Regions from separate parts of the Homo sapiens genome. Here region 2 is linked to region 1. A link is a contact called in ENCODE Hi-C or POLR2A ChIA-PET data. All regions are on one chromosome and are shown on one strand. The core of a region is the stretch at or near the end of the contact, and the rest is flanking DNA. Distances in the headings are between cores, read along the strand shown. Region 1 holds the start of HSD17B11 (hydroxysteroid 17-beta dehydrogenase 11). Region 2 holds the start of HERC6 (HECT and RLD domain containing E3 ubiquitin protein ligase family member 6).

What was found. Hi-C counts contacts between places; a loop is a spot of excess contacts on that map. ChIA-PET counts read pairs that join two places held with the same protein, here RNA polymerase II (POLR2A). Pooled maps may share reads with other maps.
Region 2: a loop to region 1 is called in a map of naive thymus-derived CD4-positive, alpha-beta T cell, with 4 times the contacts of the local background. The contact joins the promoter of HERC6 here to the promoter of HSD17B11 in region 1. A Hi-C loop is called at or near these places in 1 of 168 maps with a recorded cell type or tissue (naive thymus-derived CD4-positive, alpha-beta T cell), 1 of 37 single-sample maps with no recorded cell type and 7 of 50 pooled maps. POLR2A ChIA-PET finds 5 or more read pairs at or near these places in 1 of 52 experiments (activated naive CD8-positive, alpha-beta T cell).

The regions. Positions count from the first base shown.
Region 1 is chr4:87,389,258-87,393,819 of GRCh38, reverse strand. HSD17B11 (hydroxysteroid 17-beta dehydrogenase 11) reads left to right here and starts at 2,632. Exons shown (of 7, transcript NM_016245.5): 1 at 2,632-2,959. The coding sequence starts at 2,750. RefSeq lists enhancers at 1,765-2,337, 2,351-2,420.
Region 2 is chr4:88,376,164-88,380,725 of GRCh38, reverse strand. It overlaps HERC6 (HECT and RLD domain containing E3 ubiquitin protein ligase family member 6), which reads right to left and starts at 1,874. Exons shown (of 23, transcript NM_017912.4): 1 at 1,606-1,874. The coding sequence starts at 1,804. RefSeq lists an enhancer at 1,122-1,451 and a silencer at 1,462-1,651.

The DNA.
Region 1 (4,562 bases), core at 1,383-3,882:
GACACCCTGCCTCTATCAAAAATACAAAAATTAGCTAGTCTCATAATCCGGTCTCAAAATAAATAGATAAAAAATTTTTTAAAAAACAGATGTCCCAAGTACAAAATATTTTAAACCCTACCAATGAAAGATGTTTTTTAAAACCACAAATACATAAAATCACATAGTGGTCAGATAGAAGCTAATCTGTGTTCTAACTGTGAATGATTTTAATTGTAAACATCTAGTTTGCTGTTCACAAAATCATGTTACAACCATCATTCACAAGACCATTCACATCACTCACATTCTATTGGTGTTAATTATAATTTACATAAAGTTGAATAGTTGATAAAGCAATGTGCTTTCTATTAACTCGTTTGAACGTCACAAGAATCCTGTAGGGTAAGTATTATTTCAATTTTACAAATTTAGAAACATGTTTAGAGAGATGAAGTCACATACACATAAGGGATTCAGGTACGACTGCGTCCAAATGCTGTGTTCTTTCCCTTAACCAATGAAACCTTGATCAACTGTAGGTTAAAACTACCCAGTTTTTTTTAATTAATAGAATGGAATAAGAAATAGCATAGCCAGACCGTGTGCCATGGCTCACGCCTGTAATCCCAGCACTTGGGAAGACCAAGGTGGGTGGAACAGGAGATCGAGATTGAGACCATCCTAGCCAACATGGGGAAACCCTGTCTACTAAAAATACAAAAATTAGCTGGGTGTGGTGGTGCGTGCCTGTAGTCCCAGCTACTTGGGAGGCTGAGGCAGGAGAATCGCTTGAACCTGGGAGGTGGAGGTTGAGGTTGCTGTGAGCCAAGATTTCGCCACTGCACTCCAGCCTGGAGACAGAGGGAGACTCCTTTAAAAAAAAAAAAAATAGCATAGCTAGAGCCTCAATATATGAAACTCAACATAGTTGAAACACTTCTTATAGTAGATCACCATGTCAGATGTAATTTATTCCTGTAGGTGTTGGACCAAAAAATTGACAAACACTGAACATATGTGTAGCCCCAGTTACACTTTTACTCACTGTGTAGATTTTAAAGTTGATCTAACAGATTTATTCATTTACAGTATAGGTATAAATATATCCTGACTCTACTTTTCTCTATTTCCTAGGAGGCTTTTGAAAATCAAATGAAATAATATATGTGGAAGAACACTTTGTAAACTTTCTATACAAGTGTTTTGTAAATTTGGATTTGGAGGCTATCCAAAAAAAAGTTGTAGATATTCTGAATTCAAAGAATTCTATAATGGGGTTCACTTTTGTGAGGCTGCCACTATCCCTTCATCCCCTATAACAACGTATGGCTGCTTAAGTAAGAGGGACAATCGAGTTTGAACTATTTGTGAACTTTGATTTTTTTGTGTGATCTTTCTGGCTCTTAAATATGAAAGTTGACTATTGTCACACAACAAAGTCCCTTCCCAAGCACTGGAGTGTCTTGCGCAAAACCCAAATCCAATGTCTGTCAAAAATGAGTTGGAAAAAAATGCATGCAATACCATTATTAAGCTCTTACTGGACACAAGCCCTAGTTAGGTCTTTTCTTCCAGTAACCAATCTCTAGAATTTTTTCAAGTCACTAGTTAGCATATACTGAATACCCATTTATATAGGCTACAAAACCAAATGTTACATAGGTAATCTTTAGGCTAAATGATTTGCTATTTATTCACTTGAATAAAGATAAAATTCCTAAAGTACAACATATATTTTTTATTTTCAAACTCTAATAGGTCAAGTGAAAAATGATTATTCAAATATACTCTTCTTTCTTGTGGAAACAATCCCTTTAATACGATAACAATTTTTTCTGGCGCTTGATTGAAGCTGTCCTTGAACAGACAAAATTTCCCCTGTCTTCCAGAAATCGTGCTTAGTTCAAACTAAAATGTGATGTAGCGCAATTTCTCAGCTGGAAGCAGAACGATTGGTCTTTTCAGGATCCTTTAAGATAGGAATCTACATTTGCATCCTCTATCTAGTTTTTGTTTTTTAGGACAAAGTCTGGCCTTTTCGTCCAGGCTGGAGTGCAGTGGCGCGATCTTCACTCACTGTAGCCTCCACCTCCTGGACTCAAGCAATTCCCGTGCCTCAGTCTCTCGAGTAGCTGGAACTACAGGCACACGCCACTACGCCTGGCTAATTAAAAAAAAAAAAAAAGAGACCGGGGGTCTCCCTATGTTGTTCAGGCTGATCTCGAACTCCTGGGGTCAAGCGATCCTCCCGCCAGGGCTTCTCAAAGTGCCAGGATCACAGGCGAGAGCCGCCGCGCCCAGCGGCACCCCCTATCTAGTGATAAGCAACCTTCAACTATGAAAGAAGCATCTGGCCTGTGGACACTGTCGGTTATCCTTGGAACTTATCCAATTTAGGAAAACAAGTGAGCAACTAACCCTCCAAGGCCGGCTCACGACACCGGGAGAAAGTGGTGTAAAAGACAATCGCGGCCACACACCGCGTGGGGGCTGCGCAAAGCAGAACTAGGAAGCTTTGCTCCGGTCTGGACTTCGTCCCTCCCAGATCTCTGAGCTAGCAAGCACTGCAGCCCGAGCCAATTGCGAAAGACCAACAAAGCCCAGCCCAGCGGAAGGAACGGTTTCGGAGTTGTTTTTCTTTGATACGGGAGTTCCTCCTTGCTCTCGCCCCTACTCTTTCTGGTGTTAGATCGAGCTACCCTCTAAAAGCAGTTTAGAGTGGTAAAAAAAAAAAAAAACACACCAAACGCTCGCAGCCACAAAAGGGATGAAATTTCTTCTGGACATCCTCCTGCTTCTCCCGTTACTGATCGTCTGCTCCCTAGAGTCCTTCGTGAAGCTTTTTATTCCTAAGAGGAGAAAATCAGTCACCGGCGAAATCGTGCTGATTACAGGAGCTGGGCATGGAATTGGGAGACTGACTGCCTATGAATTTGCTAAACTTAAAAGCAAGCTGGTTCTCTGGGATATAAATAAGGTAACAGTGTTTACTATGTTTTACTTTCTGGTACCTTTAATTTGTGGATGTGTCTGCATTTTGCTGGCAACCACCCTTTACCTCATCTCTGCAAAGCAGGGAGGAAAAAAAAATTAGTATTGCCATTTTGCAGATGGGAGGGCATGAATTAATATGTTGTATGATCACATGATAAACAGACCTAGAGGTTATAATAGTCCCAGTTACTGCCCCATTTGTAAATTGATCCCCATTTTTGCCCTAAGGATAACTCATAATTTTTTCCTGAACCTGATTTCATTGATCCCTCTATTTTAAAAATAGGGAAAAAACAATCGTTTTAGCTATATATTAAAAGAGTAAGAAGCTTGTACCTATTAAGAGAAAGTCCTACTTACTGTTAATGAGAAAAGTGGTTTGAAAGATTATACTCGCCGTTGGCTCACGCCTGTAATCCCAGCACTTTGGGAGTCCAAGGCAGGCGGATCGCGAGGTCAGGAGATCGAGACCATCCTAACACACTGAAACCCCGTCTCTACTAAAAATACCAAAAAAAAATTAGCCGGGCGTGGTGGCGGGCGTCTGTAGTCCCAGCTATTGGGGAGGCTGAGGCAGGAGAATGGCGGGAACCCCGCGGGGCGGAGGTTGCAGTGAGCCAAGATGGCGCCACTGCACTTCAGCCTGGGCGACAGAGCTAGACTCCGTCTCAAAAAACAAACAAAAAGATTATACTCAACAGAAACCAATGCTACATTGCCATAGTTATTGCCAAGAGTAATTTTAAAAAGCATCTTTTCCGGGAGGCTGAGGTGGGGGGTTGCTTGAGCCTGGGAGGTGGAGACTGCAGTGAGCTGTAAACGCCCCACTGCACTCCAGCCTGGGTGACAGAGTGAGACCCTGTCTCAAATTTTTTTAAAAAACATTTTTTACCACGTTTGACCTGTGATACTGAAGGAGTGGCGGGAAAGCATCTTTTAGTAAAAACAATAAAAGGGAAAAAAACTTTCAGTGTAATTTTTTACCTAGGACAAGTGTAGGTGTGGCTTAGGGAGGAGAAGAGGACCTAGAATCCAACCTTTTATTTGACCTTTGGTAGATGAACAAAGGGGTTTCTAGAAGATACCTGATGGCCTGAAACATTATCCATTACACACTAGTTGACATGCAATGCTGTAAACAATAATTCAAAGGATGTGAAGTTAAATGAGGGTTAACCCAGTGAGTGGCTGATGAAGACAGCAATCAACAAATAATGACTGTCTGCTGCTTAGACATTAGGGATAGGGTGACAAACAGAAAATAAGGTTCCATGACCTCAGTCTAGTAGGGAAAATGGACATTAAGTAATTACAAGTGCAGGCTGGATGCGGTGGCTCACACTTGTAATCCCAGCACTTTTGGAGGCCGAGGCGGGCAGATGACCTGAGGTCAGGAGTTCAAGACCAGCCTGGCTAACATGGTGAAACCCCATTTCTACCAAAAATACAAAAAATTAGTTGAGCGTGGTGGCGTGTACTTGTAATCCCAGCTACTCATGAGGCTGAGGCAGGAGAACTGCTTGAACCTGGGAGGCAGAGGTTGCAGTGAGCCGAGATCATGCCATTGCATTCCAGCTTGGGCAACA
Region 2 (4,562 bases), core at 625-3,124, 990 kb before region 1:
TATGTTTTTTGAGACAGAGTCTTGCTCTGTTGCCAGGCTGGAGTGCAGTGTCGCGATTTCGGCTCACTGCAACCTCTGCCTCCCGGGTTCAAGCGATTCCCCTGCCTCAGCCTCCCAAGTAGCTGGGACTACAGGCGCCCGCCACCACGCCCAGTTTATTTTTTGTATTTTAGTAGAGATGGGGTTTCATCATATTGGCCAGGGTGGTCTCGATTTCCTGACCTCGTGCTCCGCCCGCCTCGGCCTCCCAAAGTGCTGGGATCACAGGCGTAAGCCACCGCGTCCGGCCTATTATGTGTATATATATATATTTATATATTATATATATATATTTATATATTATATATATATATTTATATATTATATATATATTTATATTATATATATATTTATATATTATATATATATTTATATATTATATATATATTTATATATTATATATTTATATATTATATATATTTATATATTATATATTTATATATTATATATATTTATATATTATATATTTATATATTATATATATATTTATATTATATATATATTTATATATTATATATATATTTATATATTATATATATTTATATATTATATATATTTATATATTATATATATTTATATATTATATATATATTTATATATTATATATATTTATATATTATATATATTTATATATTATATATATATTTATATATTATATATATTTATATATTATATATATTTATATATTATATATATATTTATATATTATATATATTTATATATTATATATATTTATATATTATATATATATTTATATATTATATATATTTATATATTATATATATTTATATATTATATATATATTTATATATTATATATATTTATATGCTATATATATATTTATATATTATATATATTTATATGTTATATATATATTTATATATTATATATATTTATATGTTATATATATATTTATATATTATATATATTTATATGTTATATATTTATATATTTATATATTATATATATTTATATATTATATATTTATATATTATATATTTGTATATATTTATATATTATATATATTTATATATTTTATATATATATTTTTATATATATATATTTTTTAATGCCCCAGTGTATTTCTAAGGGAGATACAGGTGTCTGACCCACAAACCACGTTTGTAAGGTCAGGCTGCCTTCTCCAGGTAGAACCGCGCAGGCGAGGATTTATCTGCAAGGCAAGCCGGAGGGACCACATCTCTTTCCAGAGCAGCGCTGACCAGGTTAGTTTCGGCTCTCAGTTTCGCTTTGAACTTGAATTGGAAACCGAAACAAATCCGAGGGGCGTTGGGAAAACGAAACTGAGGAAGTTGCTCTTCGGTAGCACAGGGCACCATTTTCCTGGTTCCTGTGGCTCTTCGGGCCCCGAGGAATCCAAGGCTCCCAGCACCCCTCCCTGCCTGGCCCGCGGCGCCCAGCATCTGAGCCGCTCCCTGCACCTGGGCCCCCGCGCCCCTCACCCGGGTCCCAGCGCTCCGCACCCGGTTCCCTGCGCCCGGTACCCAAGCCCCCGCGCCCATGTACTGGGGTCCTCACACCCTGCACCTGGGGCCCCCCGCTCACCTGGCAGCTCCCCGCGCTGCGCGCCCCTGCGGCCCAGCTGACCCCTGCTGTTGTCTCCGCACGAGAGGACCCTGTGGTTGGTCAGCAGCAGCAGAGAGTGGCGCTCCCCGCTGGCCGCCTGCAGTAGCTCAGCCCCGGGGCTGCCCGCCGTCCTCCGGCGCTGCAGCTCCCTGGAGTCGGCGCCCCAACAGAAGTACATCCCGCTTCTGCGCCCTGTCGCCTGCTCCGGATTCCGTCGGTCCCGCTGCGACAGGCTCCCGAACGCTGGTGACTGGGTGCGCGATGATTTCCTGAATATCAAGAGACTCACCCTGTCTTCAACCCGCCCCAGGGGCGCAGCCCTGGCCCCATGTCAACTCTCGCTGCCTGAACTTCAAGTGCTGAAGAGCAGAGAGGGCGTCCCAGGGAATAAAACTGAGTTTACATCCTAAGCCATTTATGAGTCGTGAATGCCACTTTGGGCAAGTTACCTAATGATTCCGTGCTTCAGCTATCATATCTACGAAATATGGACTGCAATTCAGCAAATCTAATATGTCGGGATAATTTAATAGGCACATAAAGTGTTAGAATAATACCTAGAGTGGTTAATAAAGCATCTGAGTGCCCACCTCATTCCAGACCTTTTTTGGCATTGAAAATATGTTTGTTTTTTGTTTGTTTGTTTGTTTGTTTGTTTGAGATGGAGTGTCGCTCTGCTGCTCAGGCTGGAGTGCAGTGGCACCATCTCGGCTCACTGCAACCTCCACCTCACGGGTTCAAGCTGATTCTCTTGCCTCGGCCTCCCGAGTAGGTGGGATTACAGGCATGCGCCACGACGCCCGACTTAATTTTTGTATTTTTAGTAAAGATGGGGTTTCACCATGTTGGCCAGGCTGGTCTCGAACTCCTGACCTCAAGTGATCCACCCCTCAGCTTTCCAAAGTGCAGGGATTACAGGCGTGAGCCTCTGGGCCCCGCCTGAAAATACAATTAGTGAAAGACAAGATCCTCTTGATGCGTTTACATTCTCCTGAGGGAAAGAGAACATAAACAGATAAACACATAGTGTAATATCAAGGGGCAACGAAAAATACAACAGGAACCAGAGGGTGGAGGCGGAAGGCACTGGTATTTGAGATGATATTAGGGAAGATCTCTCTGATGAAGTGATATTTGTGCAGAGAGCTGAGGGGACATGGGAAATGAGGGAATGAGTCGTGATCACACCTGAGGGCAGAGGATGAAAAGAAGCAGTTGGAAGGTTTTGAATAGAGAAGAGCCATGATCTGACTTCAGTTTTTAAAGATTCATCTGGCTGCTGTGTGAAAAATAATAGGACAAAAATGGAAGCAGAAAGCCAGTTAGCAGAGACTACTTCAGAGTTCAGGTCAGGTGATATCCTAGAAGGGAAGAGAGGAGAAGTTATTAGATTCAAGACATGTTTTGAAAGTAAGAGTCCACAGATTTGATGATGGATTAGAAATTGGGGGGAAAGAAGAAAAGGGATTAGGGATTACTCCAGGGTTGGCTTTAGGGGTTACTCCAAGGTAAACTCTACTGGACTGGGAAACCCTGAGGAAGGTGCAGGTTTAAGCTATGTGTGTCTGGAATACAGATTGGTAATGATAACTGTAAGATGCTTGTTAATCAAGAAGGCAATAGGATAAACTGTTTTGGAGTTGTAGAGAGAAGCTTGGGTGTAGTCAGAAAATTGGGAGCCATCAGTGTAGAGGTGATGCTTAAAGCCAGATGGCTGAATGAGAACACCCAGGGGGTGAATGTGGTGACAGTATAGCAGAGGCTAGAGGACTGATCATAGGAGGAAAACCAGGAGGAGGAGTTATAGACAGAGCAAGTAACGAATAAAGGAAGGATCAACTCTGTCAATTTCTTGTGGAGCAAGGTAAGGATTGAGCACTGATTTTTATTTATTTATTTGTTTGTTTGTTTGAGATAGAGTTTCCGCTCTTGATGCCCAGGCTGGAGTGCAATGGCGTGATCTCAACTCACAGCAACCTCCGCCTCCCAGGTTCAAGCAATCCTCCCGCCTTAGCCTCCCAAGTAGCGGGACTACAGGCACGTGCCACTACGCCCAGCTAACTTTTGTATTTTTTGAAGAGATGGGGTTTCATCATGTTGCCCAGGCTGGTCTTGAACTCCTGACCTCAGATGATCTGCCTACCTCAGCCTTCCAAAGTGCTGTGATTATAGGCCACCATGTCCCGCTGAGCACTGGTTTTTAGATTTGGTAACTTTGATAATGTTAGCCATCATCAGCATTATTGATTTTTTTTTAAAAGAAACTATTACAGAACCTATTTATGTAATTTCAATTCACCACTCTTCATGACCATGTTTCAAGTTCTTTAAAGAGAAGAACAAATGTTCTTTATTTTTCTACCTCAAGAGTACCTGGAACTTGGTAGATGCTAATAAGGGTATGTCGGACAATTGGATTGATGAGTAGTGAGTCAGTGGATAGTATTAGTATTTCTGGTTCTGTTTTGCTGTATACCAAATATAACCTTTTTCTGAATAGTAATTTCTTAATGTTTATTTCTTTTCTCAAGCACAAAATGTAGGAGTTTGGTATTATTACCATAAGATACTGAGCCCTCAAATTAAGTTATTTCTTTAAAAAAAAATTTTTTTTTGAGACAGAGTCTCGCTTTGCCACCCAGGCTGGAGTGTAGTGGCACGATCTCAGCTCACTGCAACCTCCACCTCCCCGATTCAAGCGATTCTCCTGCCTCAGCCTCCTGAACAGCTCAGATTACAGGCGGGCACTATCACACCTGGCTAATTTTTGTATTTTTCGTAGAGATAGGGTTTCACCATGTTGGCCAGGCTGATCTCGAACTTCTAACCTCAAGTGATCCGCCTGCCTCAGCCTCCCAAAGTGCTGGGATTACAGGCGTGAGCCACCACTCTTGGCCTAAAAAATCTTTTATTGATACATAATAGATGCACATGTT